Linked DNA regions of Mus musculus: region 1 is linked to region 2. A link is a loop called in an ENCODE intact Hi-C map of the cell type or tissue named here. Cell type or tissue: heart. All regions are shown on one strand. Links, peaks and the distances in the headings refer to the core of each region. The heading gives the core; the rest is flanking DNA. Region 1 has its middle 17 kb from the start of Gm30442. Region 2 holds the start of Rims1 (regulating synaptic membrane exocytosis 1).

What was found. Peaks named below come from ENCODE experiments on the same cell type or tissue, not always from the same donor. Only the 100,000 strongest peaks of a DNase experiment are listed, where the experiment ranks them.
Region 1: it touches region 2 in a loop (2.6-fold over the local background); 7 of 42 quality-filtered maps call a loop at or near these places.

Annotation. Positions count from the first base shown.
Region 1 is chr1:23,135,153-23,146,818 of GRCm38, reverse strand. No RefSeq gene overlaps it. Among named protein-coding and RNA genes, the nearest start is that of Gm30442, 17 kb to the right of the region's middle. In heart, for the core only: a CTCF peak has its summit at 6,110 (motif pointing right); no DNase peak of the experiment used is centred there.
Region 2 is chr1:22,800,441-22,812,106 of GRCm38, reverse strand. It overlaps Rims1 (regulating synaptic membrane exocytosis 1), which reads left to right and starts at 5,949. Exons shown (of 35, transcript NM_183018.4): 1 at 5,949-6,546. The coding sequence starts at 6,383. In heart, for the core only: no CTCF peak of the experiment used is centred there; a DNase peak (open chromatin) is centred at 6,176; H3K4me3 peaks cover 1,988 bases; H3K27ac peaks cover 1,065 bases; H3K27me3 peaks cover 1,706 bases.

The DNA.
Region 1 (11,666 bases), core at 1,590-9,589, 340 kb before region 2:
TTCAAGTGAGACAGCAGGGATGGATCTTTTATGCTTATTTGAGTCGATATATATTTGGCACAATTCCTAAAAAAATTTGGCTAGAAACAAAAACCTACAAAGAGGCCTATGTTTAAATGCCATGGTTGTGACATAAACTGACAAATGCCAGGCCCTTCTGTCTGTCACTCTCCCAAGCAAAACAGGAACCCACCCAAGGGAAGAGTGACGTGTCCACAGGAACACACAATTTTCTGGCTTTTGTCATGATGTCACACATTGTGTTTCTTTTAAGATAGGCTTTTTACTGTTTTATACAAACCCCTCACAGAGACAGGAACAGGTGACAAGCGGGTTAGAAAATAAAAATAAAGACAGTGATGAAATTTTAAAAACATATCCCCTGATCAATCACACTATGTGGCATAAGACCTGTCAGCGAGGGCAGAATGCTAATGTGTGAGAGCCAGCCGTGGAGGGGAGTGGAAAACCTTAACTGTTAATTGGCTTTGATCTGGTAGAAACCAAAGCTAGATTTGTGCCACTGAGTCCTATTTCAGTACCATTTGTGGCTGATAAAAGAATAAGAGACAGGCAGTAAGAGATTGGAAAGGAAAAGCTAGTAGTAAGTAGTGCAAGATACTCTGGCTATTTTAAGTCCCGTGTTTGTTCACAGTGTTTGAATAACTGTCAGAGTTGAGTAGCTGTGTTATTGACCATGGAAGGATCTCCTCCTTCACTGAAGAGCTCTTTGGGTTTGATTACTTTGAGACCCACTGTCCAACACTGAGCGCTGCTTACACAGTAAGGCCTGGGGCCCAGTACATATCTGAATGAGGATTCCCCCTCAGTTCTATCTATCAGTGAATCACTTAGGCCTGTGATCTATGGGTTTCAGTAAGACACAACACTCATGATTATAACACAGGACTGTCTATAACAGTCATAAGCAACAGAATGACTTTATAAGAACTTTAGGTATCTGAAGGCAGAGGCAGATGGGTCGCATTTGATCTCTCTCTCTCTCTCTCTCTCTCTCTCTCTCTCTCTCTCTCTCTCAGTTCTGTGTTTAAGTTCATATGTTTTCCATTTCGGCAGAGACTTTTCTCCTACCTATTGGCAAACGCAGTGGTTAGCAGTTCAGGATTACGTCTTAACAGCTTAACGCCAGCATTAAGAGTCTGTCTAAAAGCCCCAGAAGAAAGTTTCATTTATCCTTCTTGAACCAGTCACCACTGTTCAGATAGTGGGAAGACTGATTGCTCAGACTGTGTCCAGGTCTGACTCAGGAATGAAGTTTGGCCTGGGCAGAATGCAGACCTGTATTAAATCCACAGAAACAATAGGTTGAGTGTAAAGGCCTAGAATGTTTATGGGAAATGATCACCACAGCCATCCAGACTTACCGTCTCCTGTATAACCCACCCTCTTTATTACCAAGATGCCTCCAGACCCACAAGGGAAAGTACCCGTATATAAATAGTTAAATCTGAATGCAGTTAGAAAGCTTAAGCAATATCTTCAAAGCACAAACATCTTATTTAAAACATTCTCTGAAAAAAAAATATATATATATATACACAACATACATATATAAACCTACACTGTTTGCACAAGTGTTAAAAATTAAGGGCTAGTTTCTGGTGTTCAAATTTTAAAACTTTTTATTTAGAAAAGTTAGCAGAGCATGGTGCTTTCTGAGCAGACCACCTGGGCCACAGATTCAGTACATCATGGTGAGTGTCCAGACACAGGTAATAGATTGATACAACATCTTAACGGATGAGCATAAGGATCTGTAGGTGTTCACCCAGCTAAAACAGGCAGCCACACAATAAGTTGAATAGGGAACATTTAAACAACAGCAACAAACAAACAACAACAACAAACAAAAAAAAAAAGAAAATTTACAAGGTCTAAAGGTGGGAAGCACAGTACAGGGAGCAGTTACTGCACTAGGACTTAGCTAGAAAGCACACGGGGGTGTGCTCTCCAAGCTTCTTTGGGAAGCTTTCATGACCTGGCTCATTGGGTAGCAGAAAGTCCCCATGTTGTTACACAACTGAACTTGCTGGTGACACACCTATTATAGAGAACCAAGGGGAGTTGTTTATAGAAGTCTCTCTTGTGTAGTAGTTTCATGAATTTGAAATATTCGATCTTCCTTAAATAGGAAAGTACTCAAAATAGCTTAAGGAAGTTCCTGAAACTGACAAGATTCACTAGGCCCCTTCCTGTTCTAATAAGTAATAAAAGCCAAAAGTGTCTCTCAGAAAAGACAAGTTGAAAAGAAGATTCTGGAGCTGGGTGTGGTGGCGCAAGCCTTTAATCCCAGCACTCGGGAGGCAGAGGCAGACAGATTTCTGAGTTCGAGGCCAGCCTGGTCTACAAAGTGAGTTCCAGGACAGCCAGGGCTATACAGAGAAACCCTGTCTCGAAAAACAAAACAAAACAAAACAAAACAAAACAAAACAAAACAAAACAAAACAAAACAAGAAGAAGAAGACTCTGAAACCACACAAACTGCCTGAAAGACGCAGAAACCAGCCTGGGTTAGGCTAGACCATCTGAGGGCATCTGGAAGGGATAGTTTCTAACCTGCTTAACTGCCTGCAGGCAGTGTGGTATGTGCCAGGTCTCCCAGCTTTTGAGAGCTGATACATGCTGGGGTGGGCTTTGGTGATGCAGAGGTCTTTGAGTCATTCCTGCCCCTGTAGGTAACCCCTCACACATACTCCTGTAATCAATACAAATAAAACTCTGGTTCACCAAGCTGGACGTTGGTGGTATCTACATTCTGTTCTATTGTGAGCTCCCTGATTGGGGTGAATTGACCTGTGTGTTGCATCTCCCCAGGGAAAGTTTTCCCACACAGCTGTTTTACAGGAGGGACTCCACAACAAAAGCACATACCAGGGAAAGTGAGCCTTTTAGTATTACTGCCTCTCAGCCTTCCTGGAACTGTCATGGCTGATGTCAGGAATGCTAAAGGAATTAGAGGAGTTCTGCCACAAATAATCTGGAGGGATGGGAGGAGTGCTAGAATGAGCCACTGCCCGAGCACTTCTAAAGGCTACACACAGCAGAAACTAGACATAGTACCACAAGCACTTCAGCAGGTAGGTTCTGGAGAATGTGGCGATGCAACAGGAAGCTGCTGCGTGTGGGACTTGTGATCAGCAGACACAATCCTATACTCTTGCTACCTGTCTCCAACATCTCGTACCCATAGAGCTTCAGAGCTGAGAAACATATTTAAAAAGCCCTAAGTTCCATGGCTACTAAATCCAGCTGCATATGTAGCAGAGGATGACCTTATCTGGCATCAAGGGAGGGGAGGCCCTTGGTCCTGTGAAGTATTGATGCCCCAGCATAGGGGAATGTTAGGGCAATGAGGCAGGAGTGAGTGGGTGGGTGAGCATCCTCATAGAAGTAGAGGGGAGTGGGAATGGGATAGGGGGTTTGCAGAGGGGAAATTGATAAGGAGAATAACCTTTGAAATGTAAAATAGTAAAATAACTAATTGTCTTAGTCAGGGTTTCTATTCCTGCACAAACATCATGACCAAGAAGCAAGTTGGGGAGGAAAGGGTTTATTCAGCTTACACTTCCACATTGCTGTTCATCACCAAAGGAAGTCAGGACTGGAACTCAAGCAGGTCAGGAAGCAGGAACTGATGCAGAGGCCATGGAGGAATGTTTCTTACTGGCTTGCTTGCTCTGGCTTGCTCAGCCTGCTCTCTTATAGAACCAAGACTACCAGCCCAGAGATGGTCCCACCCACAAGGGGCCTTTCCCCCTTGACCACTAATTGAGAAAATGCCTTACAGCTGGGTCTCATGGAGGCATTTCCTCAACTGAAGCTCCTTTTTCTGTGATAACTCCAGCTGTGTCAAGTTGACACAAAACTAGCCAGTACACTAATTTAAAAAAAAAAAAAGTCCTAGGTCCATTTTCACACAGCAAAACAAAACAACAAAAAAAAACAAAACAAAACAAAACAACAAAACAAGGTGAACTTGGAACTGAGACTCACTCTACATGTGATAGGATAAAAGCATCGCATGTTTATGATCACATCTCATATGTTTATGATTGCATCGCATAAGTTTACTTTGGTGCTGTGCGTGCAATCACCTTGTTCATTGCCATGGCTTGTTTATTTATTTAGTTTTGAGTTTTCTCTTTGGGTAGCAATAAACATATAGCTCCATTTCGTAGGTGATGGGCTATGCCCTGCTGTTGTAAACATCACTGGATCAGCTAGCTATAAGGGAAGAAAGTAAATGATTTATATTATTTATTTATAAATATTTATATTATTATTATTATTATAGAGTGAATTTCAGAAGTATGAATAAGTTTCAGTCATTAGAAGCAATCCAAGAGTTATTTTACCTGTTACAATTCAAGAGGTTGACTTGGGTTTGCCGAGTTCACTGGGCAAGCATGCAGACCTAGTGTGAATCTCCTCATATATGCCTCACATGGCTCCTGTGTCATTAACCCCTGTGCTGAGGTTGAGGGAAGATGGAGACAGACAGACACAACACAAAGGGTTCAGCTTGAAACTTCTGTTTCCAAACCAAACCAAACCAAACAAAACAAAACAAAACAAAAAACAGCTAAGAGCTAATGCATAGAAAAGCAAAAGTGGGTACTTCATCCAAGGTCCCTCCCTTTGAGTCCTGAGAGTTTCTCACTTGCCAGGTTTCTGGTACATTTTAGAGGGTCTCCCTGCCTCTGAAGATGGGGAACTTGTAGAGTTTACCTCCAGTGGAGGCACAGGACATCAAGTGGAGGGATGCTCTGACCCAAGATTGTTCCTGTCTGAAGGAACTGTGGGGACAAAATGGAAAAGAGCATGAGAGAAAGGAGGTCCAACGACAGGTCCAAATGGGAATCCAACTCAAGGGGAGGTCCAGACCCCTGACACCATTACTGAAGCTGGGGTGTGCTTTCAGACAGGAGCCTAGCATGGCTGCCCTCTGAGAGTCCCAACAAACAGCTGAAAGAGTCAGATGCAGATACTAGCACCCAACCAATGGACAGAAGCTGGGGACCCCCGAGATTGAATTAGGGAAAGGCTGGAAGAAGCTGAGGAGGAGCGTGACCTCACAGGAAGACCAGCAGTCTCAACCCCCGAGATCTCTCAGACACTGAACCCCAAACCAGGCAACATACACCAGCTGATACGAGGCCTCGGCACATATACAGCAGAGGACACATGGTCAGGCCTCAGTGAGAGTAGATGCACCTAGGGAAGCCTGATGGGGTGGGGGTGGAGGGTTGAGGACATCCTCTTGGAGATGGGTGGGGGGAGCTATGGGATGGGGAATGGTTGGGGTAGGGGCAGACTGGGAGGGGACTAAAGTCTGGACTGTAAAAAAGGATTAAAGAATAAAAAAATAAATAAGTTTTTATAAAAATAAAAGAAAAGTGGGCTTTGCTCCCTTTAAGAATAGTCCACTCGTGCATCACGGTTCCTTCCTTCAGAGAAGCAATGATAATGAAATATTGATCCCACGGGATTCTTGAATTACTAAGTAGCTTATGGCGTGCTTTACATGTTAATTGGCAATAGGCTTACTCTAATTACAATACATTGATTAAAATAGTAATGGATTTTTGGCTGTTTTCAATAAGAGATATATTAAATATGTTTTGAAATGACTACTCATTCTCATAAAATAAAATAGAGGTTTAGGTTACGTTTCTTACATTATAGTTTTGCCTCTTCTTAAATTGTAATATAAAACCAAGTTATTATTTATATTCTCCATGAAAAGGCTCATTGTAAGTAGAAATGTTAATGTTCTCAGTACTAAATATAAGTTCTATAAATTCTTCAATATGTGTATCTACCTGGGCATTTTATTTCTTTCTATTAAAGAAGGTTTCTTCTTCTTCTTCTTCTTCTTCTTCTTCTTCTTCTTCTTCTTCTTCTTCTTCTTCTTCTTCTTCTTCTTCTTCCTCCTCCTCCTCCTCCTCCTCCTCCTCCTCCTCCTCCTCCTCCTCCTCCTCCTCCTCCTCCTCCTTCTTCTTCTTCTTCTTCTTCATAGACGGATAGATGGGACTGGGAATTATTACTTTGGCCACCAGATGGAGCCAGTATTATTTGAGAAATAAGGATACTAATAGTTTTCACATTTTTCCATTGTCTACTAATCCAGGAGTTTTATATTTGATTCTAAGACTGGTGAAGGATTACAGAATTAGAGCTTATAAATGGAATATATTCTCATCAATTGAAAGCTTTTTCCAACATTTCCTACAGTGAATAATCTAAATTTCTTAGGTGTAAACTGAAGGCATTATTTAAGATGACCTGAAGTGGAATGTTATAACACAGGCTGGGAATGTTGTGTTGGTGCCATTCAAATGTCATTGTGCCACCTAGAAAGCATTGTTTGGCATTCCATCTTTCATAATCAGAGAGGTTGATGGTGTTGTTATATAAAAGAATTTAATTTAGGAATAAGAAGTATTGAGACATCAAGATGAGGTTCAAAAACCTTTTGAATGGTATCTGTTTTGAAAACCTTACTGGACAGAGAAATGTTGAGCACTATTGAGAGACTGTGAATTTATGTTCCTGAGAAGAGAGTCTGAGGCTTCATTAAGGTCTGAGGTTAACCTCCACCAAGCAGACCTTGAAGTTTTCACAAATGCTAAAGTTACTTGCAAACATCTGAATGCATAAAAACTGTAATTCAGTCAAATACAACTTTTAAACATGTGATATTCAGGACAACTTTTACTACATAGAAGAAAGAAGGCCCACATATATAGTACATACATGCATGTAGTGCATGCATGTATCTATCTTATATTGCCTTCAGTTATGCCTCTGTTTTTACTTCCCACCTTTTAAAATAATCAATATGTCTTCCAAAAGTTGATTTGTGCACGCATCCCCATGTATATGCACATGTGTGTGCATGTGCATGCACCTTTATATGTTGTATATGCATCTGAGTATGTATTTCATGTTCTATCCACATACTCTGGTCACATGAACACTGATTTACAATCTAAACATGGTGTTACTGGTGAAAGGGCTATTGATGCTGAAAGAAGACATACCCACAGAGTAGCAGGAAGTGGTTAGTTTAAAACAAGACTGAGGCACCATCTTCAGAAGACTGTGAGTGATGGTGGCCAGGTGCTGAGGAGCTCAGCAACCTTTCAGAGCGTGGAATGCCAGGGAGTAGAATTCACACAATTAGTCTAAGCCTGTAGTGTGATAATGGATTTGACAAAATGATTTCATGGATAAGAGAGAGGCCAGAAGGGAAGCTGTAGGTAACAATGGGAGAAGTCGAGTGTTTGATGTCTGAGCTTAATGGGCAGAGTTTTGAAGCAGCATGCAGTTCCTAGGTGACTATCAATTATAATATAAAAATAGAGGCTTGCGGTTGCTAGGATTATATCTAAATAGAATTGTGCATTGATTGAGTTAATGGAATATAAATTCCATTTAGGGAGCCCATTCTATGAGTGTGAAATTGGGGCATGAGAAAGAATGAGAAAGAAAGAAAAAAAAAAGACAAAGAAGAAGCAGAAGTAAAGCCAGTGGCTGAGAATATTTGACTCCAGAGTGAAACCAAGTTCTTAGTCAACACTGCCTTTCCTAAACTCTCTGTATTCCATTCTCAGTGTCTTCTCCTCCTCTCCATCTCCCGGATATCATTGTGACAAGTTCTTAGGGACGCTATCCAATCGCAGGCTATTTTTTTGCAGGAGGTACTTGAGTACCATTAAACAACAGAGAGTAATTCAGGGGAGATAGGAAGTAGGAGATGGGAATGCTTCCATGTCTTCTTGCTAAGTCTTCTGGGGAGGCATGGCGAGTACTATCACTTTCAGGACACTTGCTCACTAAGTGGCTTGCAGAGCTTGGCTCTTCACTGGCAGGGATCCTTCACAATGACGTAGGAATGGAAGCACAAACTAGGAGTCTGTCTGTCCACTACAGCTTCTTAAGGATAAAATCAGATTGTACAATATGGTTCAGGGAGGGGTGCTGGCAGTGTGATACCCCAGCAACGGCATACATGAAGGGAGTATGTGAGCTGGCTCAGAGAGGCTTCCTGAAGGAAAGCCTTAGTCTTTAAGAAATATGGAAAAATCTTCGCTCTTTTCTATACTTACTATTCTTAGGTTTGGTCTTTTCACTGTGCCCTAGATTTCATGTATGTTTTGAGTTAGGAGATACACACGTAGCAGAGGATGGCCTTATATAACATCAATGGGAGGGGAGGGAGGCTTGCTGCTCCAGTTTAGGGGCATGCTAGAGGGTGAGGTGGGAGTGGGTAAATGGGCAGAGGAGCACATTCATAGAGGCAAAGGGGGAAGGGGAGAAGGAAGCAGATGATGGGGTTGAGGGGTTTGTGGAGGGGTAACAAGGAAGGGGGATATCATTTGAAATGTAAATGAGTAAAATGATTAATAAAGAAATAAAATTAAAAAAAGAAATATGGAAAAAAAACTTGTGATATCATTTTGGAAACAGGAGATTTTATTTAGGATCTTTAAAAAAAAATGGATATATTTTCCACTTCCCAAAGTGGTCATGATCAGTAGTCCATTCAATATGAATGTCCCCGGAACCCATTTGGGTTTCTGTGCTCTCACAGGGCACCGAGTTGACTCCACACCCGAGATCTACATGATAGAGAACTCAGAATGAGCAAAGCGCATCGTGTAGCTGAGAACTTAAGCTGTGTTTGACCAGCTTGTTAATTTTATTAGACTAGAAAGAAGTAAGAGACCAACTCATGACAGAAAAGTCATTATAAAGGGTAAAAGTGGAACAGAGAAAAGGAAAGTATATGTACTTTGTTTCGCTGTTTTGATTAGTAGCAAGAGTATCCATCTCTCTCTCTGTATCTACACATACACTCATACATACATATATACTTACATATACCCACATATATATGTAGTCATAATGGTTTTGTTAGGAATTTATAATCATGTAGGTGATGTGTTTGTTTTGTGTGGCTGAACCAAATAGACTTTGGAAATGCAAGAAGTAACTCTGGCTTTTTGTTATGTTTATGGTTATGTTATGTTATGTTATGTTATGTTATGTTATGTTATGTTATGTTTAGGTGTTTTGAACTGCTAGGCCAATAGTTGTCTCACACTGGTCAGTAGAGGTGGTTTGCACAATTACTAAATAGAAAAGCAATATCCCTGGTAGTATTAAGGCGAGGATTTACCTAACAAGACACACAGGAGTCAACAATGGAGCAAGCACTGTGTCTTGTCTTCTAGGAGGGGAAACTTCAGGGGCACTTTTTTTTTTTTTTCAAGACAGTGTTTCTCTGTATAGCCCTGGCTGTCCTGTAACTCAACTCTGTGGACCAGGCTGGCCTCAAACTAAAAAATCCTCCTGTCTCTGCCTCCCAAGTGCTGGGATTAAATGCGTGCACCACCATTGCCCAGCTCAGGGGTACTTTTAATAACATGATTATAACAAAGCATATTTGAGCTTTTGAAAACTTAATAGGCCAGGTCTATATAGCAGGCTGAGTTAAACATGCTAAGGTTTGAACAGTACACTGAGGGAAGATTCCCTGTTGTAAGAAACCAAGAAAAAAAGGGCCGGGTGTGGTGGGGCACGCCTATAATCCTAGCACTTGGGAGGCAGAGGCAGGTGAATTTCTTAGTTCGAGGCCAACCTGGTCTACAGAGTGAGTTCCAGGACAGCCAGGGCTACACAGAGAAATTCTGTCTTGAAAAAAACAAAAACAAAAACAAACAAACAAAGAAACAAAAAGAGAAAAAGCATGAAATTTAAAACTCACAGAGACTTAATATAAGTCTGGCTAAAAAAAGAAAAAGAATTCTCGGTTGTTTTTGGTGGTTAGCTTCTTGAGTTCTTCATATATTTTGGATATTAGCCCTCTATCGGATATGGGGTTAGTGAAGATTTTTTTTCCCAATCTGTAGATCGCCGATTTGTATTATTGACTATGTCCTTTGCTTACAGAAGCTTTTCAGTTTCATGAGGTCACATTTATCAATTCTTGATCTTAGAGCATGAGCCATCAGAGTTCTGTTCATAGCAGCCTTATTTGTGATAGCCAGAAACTGGAAACAACCCAGATGTTCCACAACTGAAGAATGGATACAGGAAATGGGGTGCATTTACACAATGGAATACTACTCAGCTATTAAGAACAAGGGCATCCTGAATTTTGCAGGCAAATGAATGGAACTAGAAAATATCATCCTGAGTGGGGTAACTCAGATCCAAAAGGTCATGCATGGTATGTACTCACTAATAAGTGGATATTAGCCCCCCGAAAAAGTACAGAATACCCAAGATACAGTCCACAGTACTCAAAAAGGTCAACAAGCTGAAGGGCCCAAGTGAGGACACCTCAGTCCCACTTGGGAGGGAGAAGAAAGCAATCACTAATGTGAGGGAAGGAGGGACCTGAGAGGGAACATAGATTGCGGTTGGAGGGGAGAGGGGAACCTGATCTGGTATGGGATGAGGGAAAAGGACCGAAGCCCTGAGGGCCAGCAGAAAGAATGGAAACAGGCAACCTCAAGAGGTAGGAGGTTGGGGGGACCCTCCAGGATACACCAGAGGCCTGGGATATCAGAGACTACTAGGACTCAAAGGGACAGGCCTTAGATAAAATGCCTGACAGTAGGAAGAGGGAATTTATAGAGCCCACCTCCAGCAGGAAGACAGGGCGTCAAATGAGGGAGAGGGGGGCCATCCCACAGTCAAAACTCTCACCCATAATTATTCCTGTCTGAAAGAACTACAGGGATGGAAATGGAGAGAAGCCTGAGGAAAAGAAGGTCCAGCAACAGGCCCAAAGTGGGATCCAGCTCAAGGGGAGGCCTCAAGTCCTGACATTATTACCGAGGCTATGGAACGCTCACAAAAAGGGACCTAGCGTGACCGCACTCTGGAAGACCCAACAAGCAGCTTAAAGAGTTAGATGCAGATATTTGCACCCAACCAATGGACAAAAAGCTGCTGACCCCTGTGGTTAAATTATGGAAAGTCTGAAAAAATATGAGGAGGAGGGTCACCCTGTAAGAGGACCAGAAGTCTCAATTAATCTGGACCCCTGAGATCTCTCAAACACTACCAACCAGGCAGCATACACCAGCTGATATGAGGTCTACAGCGTATATACAGCAGAGGATTTCCAGGACTGGGTTCAGTCAGAGAAGATGCACCTAACCCTCTAGAGACTGGCGGCCTCAGGGAGTTTAGAGGTCAGGTGGAGTGGGGGTGGGGGTTGGGCATGGGGACATCCTCATGGAGACAGAAGGTGTGGAGGAAGTATGGGATGTGGAACAGTTGGAGGATGGTTGGGGCGGGGGGGGGTGGGGGGAGAATAAAATCTGGAGTGTAAAAAAAAATCAATCAATCAACCAATAAATTTTTTAAAAGAAAAAGAATAAAAAAGAAAAGAAAAAATAAATAGCAGATTGGAAGTTCATATCCCTTTCACTTTGGAAGAGGCATTGAGATTTCTTACCCTAGGCTGATAGTTGGTTGCCAAATCTTGGAGCATCCCACCATGGAGGTGGGAAAGCAGGTTAGGTCAAAAGTGTCAAACAAAATAATGAGAGAAATAGTAAATATAAAGACATATAGAGTAAAGCAAATCTAGGATTTTAATGTTTGCAAACTAAGAATAAATATAG
Region 2 (11,666 bases), core at 2,099-10,098:
AGTGATCGTCTATTCCAGGACAGAATTAGATAACATTTGGGGCTCAAACCACGTTCTAGGGAAAGAGTGTCTGGCCCAAACTTACTTTGAGATGTTTCTTTTTTAAATGAAATGTTACTATAATACAAATATAATAAAATAACATTAATTCTAGCAAAAACTCTGTTCTAATTTAGGTACCTATGTAGCCATCTATTCTTAGGAATTCTTATCTAAATCTTTTCCATTTACAGTGCTTTTAGGTTTGCAGGTAAATGAAATGTAATGATTTGTTTTCAAGTCACTTAATTGGCCCCACTCTTTAGAGAGAGATGAGCTAAATGTCAGGAGGACAGCACACGACTTGACTAGAGTGATTGACATTAAGATTTTGGCCTTCGGTCCTCTTAGCATAAAACCTCAGACGGCATTCTCCAATGAACTATACCAGGAAACTGTTAAAGGAATCTGCAATGAGACTATGCATATCACATAATATCAAAACCCGAAATTATTCAAGGCAAAACTAGGGATTGAAAAGGAATACAAAGTGGAGAAATTATTCCAAAACACTGCTGTTAAGCATTCCGAGTGTGATTAATGTGGAAGGTGATCAGCCTCAGAAGAGTACAGCAGAGGCCGTGAACTCTGGTGGCAAGACAGGAGACACATAAGGCAAGTAAGCAAGTGAAACAGAGAAGAATATTAATTGCAGAATGACCTTTCAGAAGAAAAGAGGACAACAGACCTTCCTGGTCCTAGGACAGAAACATCCCCACCTGTGGAATTCCTCATGCAATAAATGACAGCAGTGGAACTTTACCAATTTTAAGATTAAAATAGGTATTTGGCTGACTTTGAGCCCAAATCTGATATTCCATCTCAGCCAACTACTTTCAGGAACATCTCATGAAAGCCAACTGTTCCTTGAAGCCAGAAAGACTAGATTTTTGCAAATTCCTATGACTGTATATAGATAAAGTGACCATTTAATTTATCACAAACCAGGGCATATTTTGGTGAATGCTATTCATGCAAATGATGGTAAGAGGGGCACAAATTCCTGTTTTTTGAGAAGCTAGAGGGTGTTATCGTTTTTTACAAATGCCATTCTTATGTGACTGATTGCATTAGTGTTCATGGGAATGATGTCAGAGTACACATGAATAGAAGCAAGAAATCTAACTTCTTGGAGGAAATCCACCTGCCAGACAAGGCACATCTCAGTAGGTTTGGTAGATGTTTGAAAGTATTTTTATGCTTTAAAATTATTTAGAAATTAAAATTAAATATTTCTAATATATGTGCAGAATACTGAATCACAAGTGTGCTACCTATTTGTTCCCCAGAGAAGAGACTAACTTGCACGTTGCCCATTAATCTTGTGTGAGTTTGCATGCATATACCCACCTCTGGCTCTCAAGACAACCTTTGACATAAAAAAACATTTGGGGGCTGGAGAGATGGCTCAGCAGTTCACATCACTTGCTGCTCTTCCAGAGAACCTGAATTTAGTTCTCAGAACTCACACGGGGAAGCTCATACCCAGCTCCAGCTCCAGGGGATCCAACACAATTTTCTGGTCTCCAATGTTACAGACACACATATGTCATACACACGGACACACACACACACACACACACACACGTGTGTGTGTGTGTGTGTGTGTGTGTGTGTATGTATTTACATACTATATATATATATGTGTGTGTGTGTGTGTGTGTGTGTGTGTGTGTGTGTGTGTGTGTGTGTAAAAGATTTTAGATGCTGATAATAAGGATTTGGTACGCTTACAGCACATGTGCACCTCTCAAGTTCCACAAATTCTTCAGTCATAATCCATGGACCATTACTTACATCTCAGACCACCCTGATAATCATAATCTTCTCATGGCCATCTTCCCCATGTATAGCTCTTCATGTCTTTACATATAGCTTACTTTCCCTTGGATGTCTGTGGTCTTGTCTTTTATAAGGACACCTAATCCAAAATGATGGCATTTGAACTAATTCTGTGATGCACCTTTCCTAAGCAATGCTGCCATCTCAATTTCAATTGGCTTTCATTTGGAAAGCAATAATACTGACCATAGGCCTCAGATGCTAATGACGAGTTAAAACTGACTTGTGTCAGTGATTTTTTTTTTCTATGCTTCAGTTAAAACCTCAGTTGCTTGAACTAAATTAATAATGAACTTCAGTGCCCAATTTTAGAGTGTTTTTGAGAAGTGATGATTTTTAGATTTATCAATGGAAAGAGTAGATTTGAATGGTTTCAGGTTGTGTTCTAAAACAGTATTCATGCTGCCTTCAAGGAAATGTGATGCATGTTTTATAAATAGATAACTAAGGTTTTATTTATTTATTTTTATTAATATTGGTCAGATAAGGAGACTTATACCAGACATTCCATGCCCTTCTAATTAAAGGCTTCAGGTAACAGGGACTGAGTCAAGTTTTTCTTTAAACCTTGACTGAGGCATGCTTTCCCACCAGGAGATAACATAGCTCTATGGTTCAATGCATTTGGGAAAAGGCAGCCTTCTACACAGAGCAGCAAATGACTATACCTTAGCACTCTGTATTTGTTACTGCACATTGTGAATTTCTGGGAGAGAACGATTGTGCATATTTTCCTAAGTCCCTTGAGCATGGTTTAGTGGGGTGCCTCAAGGATCTATCTAGCTGCACTTTGGGGACACACAGCTTAACTGCTTGCTTGCATATCTAAAGATGGCAAAGTCCTGCTTTTCTGCATGTACATTTAAGAAACCTCTTCTTTTATGCTTTCCAATTTTGTTTTGATCCTCTCCATAGTGGATAAGAAAGGAGAAACCCCATGGGCTGGCAGTTACACACGCACACCATCATTTACTCACTTGCTATTTTCACACTCGTGTACCAGGCCTGGTAAGGTAGCTATGAACAGAAATGTATTTGAGCAGCAGGTTTCTTTATATTGATATTAAGATTATAGTGCAAGCATTCATTTCCCTCAAATAATTCTGACAAAATTGTTATGTAATAAAATGGATTCCCTCCCAAACTTCTGTTGAAATTTTAACTTCCAGTTCCATTAAATATAACTGTATTTTGGAGACAAGATTTTTTTTTTTGCATATTGTGTGTGTGTGTGTGTGTATGTTTTCATGCTGGCTCTCTCTCTGACCATGTCAGTCCTAGTTATTAAACTCAAGTTGTCAGGCCAGTTGTTGAGTCCCTTCACCTGCTGAGCTATCTCTCCAATCCCCCACAAGGTCTAGATTAAACAGATAAATATAATTAAATGTGTTTATAAGTGTCAGGTTTTAATCTAGTAGAACATATATTCTTTCCTGTGGAGGGAGAGACACAAAAAGACACAAATATACAGATGCCACCTTTAAGCCAAGAAGAAGAGCCTCAGAGGAAACAAACCTGTAGACATCTTCATCTTGAAATTCCAGCTTTCAAAACCTCCCAAATATAAATTCCCATTACATAAGCCACTCTACTAATGCTATTTTATTATAGCAACCAAAGTAAATTAAATCGCCATTATTAATTGTTTATTGAGTCCTTGCTGTTGAGAATTTTCCTCAGTCAGTTCCCATCTATACTGAGGCTCTGTTTGTATTTCAGAAGAATTTTAGGAGAACCAACTTGACTACAAACCTCCTAACAGCAAGGCCTTTGTCCCTGGTCTTTTCAAATGTCCAGTTTGACTCCACAAAAATGGGCATCTGGCAGAATGACTGAGCTGTCAATATTACAGCTTCCTTCAGTGTCCTAATAACAGAGATAAACATTTTACTTGGGGGGAGAGCTTGAAATTAAAAAAAGCATACAAAGTGTTTTTCCCCCAGATGACGACTTAATGTGCGTCTTATTTAATACTCACCATCCATCTGAGGTAAGAGCCTCTGCTCTATTTCACACAGATGCAAGGGATGTTATTTAGCCAGGGTCAAGATCGTCTTGAATAGAGCCAGAATTCCAACTCAGGTTCCTTCCTTCCTTCCTTCCTTCCTTCCTTCCTTCCTTCCTTCCTTCCTTCCTCCCTCCCTCCCTCCCTCCCTCCCTCCCTCCCTCCCTCCCTCCCTCCCTTCCTTCCTTCCTTCCTTCCTTCCTCTTTCCCTCCCCCCTCTTTCATCTTCTTAAATATGTGATCTGTGAAGAGAAGAAAGTATAATTTTTTTAATGATGAAAAGATGCTGATCAGAGTGTTCTATCAACTGCTTTAATTAGAGAAAAGAGAAAATCTGGCTAGATATCAGTACCTATGGGAAAAAAATCAGTGGAAATTTAGAGGACTGCACAGTTATTTCAGTGACAATCTCTTAAGTGACACAACTATAAAAATGTACAGTGTTGTATGGTATAAACATGATGATTACAAAGCCATAATAAATACTCACATACTGAAGATTGTTCTTGGTTATAACCCTCTTGATAGTTATTTTATAAGGGAGAGAAAGAGATGGGTGTGGAGGGGAAGTAGGGGGACTAGCTGTGTCCAAAGTGAGACAACAGGAATGGCCAGATATTGAACGTTACTAGATGATAAGTGGCTAGGTTTACTCTGGAGATGCCTGAAGCAGACATGGCAACTGTTTCAAATAATTCAAAAAAATTCTGCTTAGTGGAGAGATTGAGTCTTAAGGACCAAGTTACTACTGTAGGTAGTGAGCATTTAATTACTAAGAAGTTTCACATATATATCTCCACATAAAAACTGCATTTACTGGCAAAATCAATTGAACTGTAAGGTCTTTAAATGTGAAGCTTTTAGCATCGTATAACCCCCCCATCCTTGCCCCCCCCATGTTAACAAAGTTAAGGCTGAAGGGGGAAAATAGGTACTATCTTGCTTCTGGAACTACAGAAAGAATTCCCTGGAGAGAAAACCCATCCTATCTCGCATCATTGCTATGAGATCCTTACTGGGAAATGGCTCAATTTGAGCCAGTCTCTCTATTGATCCTTTTATAATTGCATTACCAAAATTCAGTCTCCAGGTTTCAAAGGCGATAATATTACGTATTTTGAAAGAATTGTCTATTAATTTTCCCCCCTTTATCACTGAGAGAAGCTCACCCTTTAATGCCTATCATCGTACCAGGCACTGAGCAGACGCTTTTAAATCCAATAGGATATGGGTGGGTGTTTTCCTTATCGTGCTATCGTGGTGTTGTTGGAGAAGTACCCACGGAGGCTGAGAAGTGAGTGCATGATGATAGCGAACATCACTGGAGGAATTAGAGTAGATAATCCATTTCCAAGCACCAGTGAAGTGCAGTTATGCAGTCTGATGGGGCTACCCAGTGCCCCAAATGGCAAATTAAAGAGTTACTGTGTGGTGGGGCATCTTGAGGGGAAAATGAGGATACATAGCAGAACAATTCTAGCGAGAACCCATCAAGAAAAAGATTGCATTGAAGGGTACAATGCTAATTCGGGTTGCTGGATGTGTGTATGTTGTGTGTGTGTGCACCAAAATTATCTAGGAACCCACACACAACTGTGGCTGTGCACACTTGCCGAGTAAAGCAGAAAGACATGGTGGCAGGAAGGGGAAAATAGACCTAGAGGGTGTACCATCCTGCTGTTCTAAACCCTGTGGGTGCTCTAAAAGCATCAATGATGAAGACTGTGGCGAGGATGAAGATGATTAAAGCAACCCATGGGAAAATAGGGCTGGGGAGGATGACATGGACCAGGACCTGGGAGAGGGAGGATGACTCAGGGTGAGGGGTACCTTGGGAGAGATCAGTGGAGTATGCACGTCGGCGAGCGTGGGGCGGGGGGAATGGCCAGGGCACGCGTGGCTCGGACCCGGGGAGTGGGTGGGTGGTGCCCGTGGGCGGAGCGGCTCCGGGACTGAGTGGCTGGCAGCTTATGTCTGCGAGAGCAGCAGCATCACCCGGGAGCGAAGCTCCGAGACTCCGCCTAACTGACACCCAAACTCTCCCTCTCCCTCCCGCAGCCCCAAACTGGAGGCAGCGGAGCCCGCGAGCAAGCAGCGTCGGGCGGCCCCGGCCCGGCCCCGCCCCCGGCCCGCCAGCCCAGCCCGCGCCCGGCCGCCGTGCTCCGGAGCTCAGCGCCAGCCCTCGCCCTCTCGCCGAGCCTCCGCCTGCCCGCCCCCGCCGGCCGAGGCTGGGCTGCGGGAGGCGGCCAGGCGGCCCCGAGCCTCGCCAGGGCGACCCAAACAAAGGCAGCATCCGGGCTCGGCGGGAGGCAGAGCATCATGAGAGACTGGGTCCTCGCTGTCCCCGGCTCCGCTGCTGCTGCCGCTGCCGCCGCCGCTGCCGCCGCCGGGAGGGCTTCGCTGTGAGCGTGGAAAGCAGGGGCGCAGCTGCGGGGCGTGAATCCGAAAGGTGAGAGCCAGAGCCAGCGAGCCGAGGGGGCGGGCAGGCCACGAAAAATGTCCTCGGCCGTGGGGCCCCGAGGTCCTCGCCCACCCACGGTGCCTCCCCCTATGCAAGAACTGCCCGACCTGAGCCACCTGACCGAGGAGGAGAGGAACATTATCATGGCAGTGATGGACCGGCAGAAGGAAGAGGAGGAAAAAGAAGAGGCCATGCTCAAGTAAGCACCCCCCAACCCCCCAGGGCACGCCATCCATCCCTCGGTGGTGCCTCCATCCATCCATTCACTACTCACTCACCAGGTCCTCTGGGTTGAGTGTGGGGGAGGGGCTGACGAGGGAGCAGGGGTGAGGGCAGAGGTGCCCACCTTGGGGCTAGGGGCCCCTCCTCGGGATTGAGCAGGGTAGAAGTCTGGGAGTCCGGAGAAAGGAGAGGACCCCACAAAGCCAAAAACCTAGGACCCCAGGAAGATGGCTTGAGCCAGGAGTGCCCAGGAGGACTGAGTGGACAGGGGGACCACCGTGGGGTGAGATATGCAGCGCCAAGTGAAGCTGATCCCACCCAATGGTAGGAGCTCTGGGCTGAGGGCAGATTAGGGACCAGGGCATGAGTGGAGAAAAGGGTGGAGGTAGAGATGGTGAGGGCAGCTCCTCCTTGGAGTTGTTGAGCACATCTGAGTTACAACAGTGAAGGGTGCTTGCTGGTATTTATATAATAAAAAGGCTTATTTTTAGTGTTTGTTTTGGTGCTCATTCATTTTACAATGCAAAGGTTGGGTCTTTTTTGGGCAGTTGCCATCTTTGGTAACCTGCATTCCCAGCTTCCCTTTAACCTTTGATTCTGAGGCTTCTACACAGAATAACTGTATGAAGACACATTTTCTTATCCGCATGCAAGGCCACTGGCAGTACAAAGTTTTTTTGGTAATGACAGCAGCTGATTGGTAACTCTGGCCTGAAATAAAATAAGGGTTTCTCATTACTGGCTTCTAAGAGACCTCTGGGGCCTTCCCATTTCCCAAAGGAAGCAGTCGGGGATTAAATATCTACACATGCCCTGTTTACAGAACCCATCAGCCCTTTAGGGGACCCGTGCCTGGTGCCCCCATTTTCCTGGGCATGAGGAGGGGATGGGGTTGACTATTGGTAGTGCAGGAGTCTGTGAGACTGTACTACCCTTTGCTTCAGAACTGCTTGCAAGGACTGCCATACATGCTGGCCTTGGCTTCTTAGCCTCTCCGGTGGCGTGAAGTAGAAGGGGATTTCAACTCTGTCTTCCCTTTAGTAAAGTTTTCCTCTCTGGGGTGGTGGAATGTAGACTCCCTGACTGGTACCAATGTCTTGGTATCCTCTGCTTATGCAGAAGGTGGATTTGGGGCAAGCAAATGACATGAAGAGCCAAAGGGAACCTGTTGCATCTAGAGTTAGCTGGTTGCAGGGAAGTCTAGAGAGGGAGCAGGGGGTGATACCAGGGCACAGGGCACACCCATCATGGCCTTTCTCAAACTCCCTAGAATGGCCTCCTGAAGGGAAGGTGCTGGCTGGGAAGGCATCTTCTTTTCTTCAGTGCAGCTGAGCCTAACAGGAGAGGCATAGGGAAAGCTGCAACCACAGACTGTGGGTCCTCTGAGCAAAAGCAACTGCTGTAGAGTAGGGAGGGCTATACTGAGGGAGAGATGTGGCTGTCAGGCCACAGCAAAATAGTAGGGGTTCAGTGATTCCTCCTCTTTCATTATAGACTCTGGGAAAATAAAAGGCTGTTAACTTAGAAGGCCAGAGCTAGCCTGGCTCTATAAGAGCTGCAGGTTTCTGAATTCCCTGCTCCTTCTCATCCAGGGGAAAACCAAAAAAAAAAAAAAAAAAAAAAAACCACAAAAAACCAAATACTTCAAGCCTGCCAGCTTGAGGGAGGCAGAACCCTCATTAATCTGCTTCCTGTCCCTAGTGAAAGAATGACACTGCCCCAACCCCATGCTGCAGGCTTCCCCTCTTCTGAGCCTGGAAGTAATGATGTCTTAATGGTGCTGCTGTCTGTCTGTCTGTCAGGTTGTTGGTCCATCTGTCCTCACTACTGCAGCCCCTGCCACCTGTCCTAGACACTGTATAATTGGCTAGCATTTGCAGATTCGCTGCTGTTCCTGTTGGTGCTTGCTGCAGACAGCAGGTAGATGGAGGCCTCCAGCAGCTAATGATAAATATGGGCTGCTCCTGAGAGTCCAGATAGGAAGGGGGTCACAGTACAAGCAGTGGCATAATGCCTCTTCGTTGGCTGTTGGAAGCATTGTAGAGGGTGAAGGTTTTAAGTTGGAGTGGATGAGTTTAGGGCAGAATCGCAAACCTGCTGACCACCTAGGGTCAATGATAATACTATATGGGTTTACATGGACAAGCACATTAAAAGCTCTGCCCAACTGCTCGTGTCTGGCATATCCCTGTCACTGCTTTCCATGGACTTGTAAATACTATTCCTTTATGGCACGATTTCACAGAATATCTCAGCGTGTACTGCTGTTATACAACAGCTCTCAATAACCCTGGACCTCTGCATCAACTTTATCAATGGCCTCCTCTGCTAAAGTCCTGGCCTCCTGTGCAGTGGTGGGTTGGCAAGTGTTTTGGAACGCTGATGCTCTTCTCTGTAAGCCTGTCATGGTGTCTGCAATTAGTGAGGCACTGCTACACTTATTTTTTTTTTTTCACAGAAGGAATTTTATGTCTTGGAAACTGGGGATCATAGGGGCCATTCAAATGACACATGTGTAAGGGGCCTTTGATGACATCTAGACATGGGTGGCAGCCTTTTCTAAACTTGCCAAGAAAAATGACCAGGAAAAAAAATAATGCTTTTCATAGGCCTTTGCTTAAAAGAAAAGTTTTTGTGGTAATACTTGATCCATCATATCACATATCTGAGAAATTTCTTTTACAAAAGACCCAAACCAAACTGAAGTACTGGGGACAGAGAAATTGGATTTAAAATATGTTTTTGTGATAAATGCAATACCTTTGCCTTGCACTGCCTACTGTGTGTGAATTCTTCTCCACAAGATAGAACAGCAAACATTCATAGAGAGAATGAAAAAGTAGATGGATATTATATGTAGTACCGTCTAACAAATACAAATCAGAATATATTTGTATAGTTAGCCTTGACTTCAAGTTACTGCTGAAATCTAAATTCGATAATGACATTAAATAGGTTTAAATAGGGAAAAATCATTTTACTTCCAGTTCAAGAATTTAAAAATGTTACATGAAGTTGGGAGTATTTTATCCTCATGGTCACATTAGTTTTGTAAAAATCTACTAATTTTAAGTAATATTGTTTATAATTAGAAAAAAATGGCTCTCAAGAATTATATTTTATGATTGACGTAACTGTTTGTAAAATGGGTCTTAATTTTTGGTTGTGTGTGTGTGTGTGTGTGTGTGTGTAGTGTGTCCTGGAACTTTTTTGAAACTCCACTTTTTCAATGAATGTTCCTTCAAGTACCTGTCACCAGGCATCATGGGTCAATATATTACAAAGACAGAAAACTTGTTATCTGAGCCCTAAATCAGGGAAGATCTCATTAGAGGTACAAATCTTATTCTGTTTCTTAAATAAAAGCTTCAAAGAGAAAAGAGTTCCAGAATAGGAAGAGAAGAGAAAGGGAAAACAGTAAGCAGAGATTGAGGGGATGGCTCAATGATGGGAATTAACAATCCATATTGAAATGGTTACTAAAATTGGCTAACACTTATTGAATATTTACTGCAGTCCAGTAGTTACTTTAATTGGTTACAGGAATTTAAAAATATTACATGAAGTTGTAAGTATTTTATCCTCATGGTCACATTAGTTTTGGAAAAAAAACTACTAATTTTAAGTAACATTGTTTACAATTAGAAAAAAAAAATTGGCTGGGTGAAATGTGTTGACTTAGACTGTGTGCTTGAATCCACTCAGTATCCTGTGCAGAAGATTTGGCAGGTGTGGCAAGTCTCAAGTCGTTAGTCTATCCTGAGGGTTTCAGGGATACTCTACATTGAGTCACATCCATGGCTCAACAAGGCTTCAACCCAGACTTTCACAACAAATGCAGCCACTTCCCCAAGCACTACACTTTCTCTCAACCAAGAAGAAACTTCTAACATTTATCCTTTCCTTACATGAGTTTCTGGTCTCTCTTTCAACTCAATCAAGTGGTTTGACAGATTAAGCTAACAGAGAAAATCAGCTGCTGGTCGTAATGGAGCAGGGCTGAGTTCACTTCTGGTGGTGCACAGAACCTTCCTGTGGATTGAGGGGAAGGGAATGTCCTTCAATTTAAAGATAATGAAAACTGTATTAGTACAATGCAAAGACATTTGCAACTGGGCATCTTTTTATATTTGATTTCTTCCACTTCCTGTATGAACATGGGTTACAAAATTCTTAGATTTTGTAGGGTTTCTTACTCATTCCATATTCTGCCCCTCAAGATGTGACTTGGTTACAAAGACAACTTTGGGCATCTCTGCCTTTTTGCTGGGGGGTGGTACTGTGGCCTTGGTTTTCAAACATCTGTCAATATAACCTGCTTGGGGAGAAAAGATGAAGTAGAAGTCTCTATTACTTTAGTTTTCCTCTGTGTGCACACATATCATGTTGTACTTCGAAATGTGTTGAAAGGGCTTGTTTTCCAGAAGCAACAGTTTGCCAAGCAGAAAAAGAATGAACTAGGGAGACTTAAGGAGGAGGTGATTGTAATGTAGGTGTATTTCTATTGGCCCACACGTTAGGCCAGGTATGTGCTACACTATTGTTCAAGCAAGGATGGATGAGAAGAAAAGGGGGAAAGGTGGATAGTGAAGAGAGATAGTGGCTGAGATGTAAACAGGGTCTTTGAATTCAAGATGTCCTATTGGGCAGAAGAGACTGTAGGAGAGAGCACACTTGCTGCCTTTAGTCCCGCTCCACACTGGTAGTAAGTGGGCTTTGACTCAGAGAAAGCTAACCCTGTGCTGTGTAGGAATCTCACTCTCAAAAAAACCTGTCTTAACAAATGTACAGACACACTGTGGAAGTTCTCAAACATTCATGGGAGAAAATATAGAAAAGAGAAGATTTTTTAAAAAGTGAAGAAAACACAGTGGTGTCAGAAATAATGGGAAGGTACAAAGCCATTGTTTTTTTGGTTGTCCCAAAGTGATGTATTTTTAACTTGTGTGTATGCTTTCTCAATAAGACACTACCGTTTATGTATTTACATTACCATATTTGAGGTTCGCTATGCTTTGCAAATGGGTGTGATCCTTGGGCTGCTGCCAACCTGAGTAATAGAAACACAACCTCTCCTGAAGGTTATTTGTTCAACTT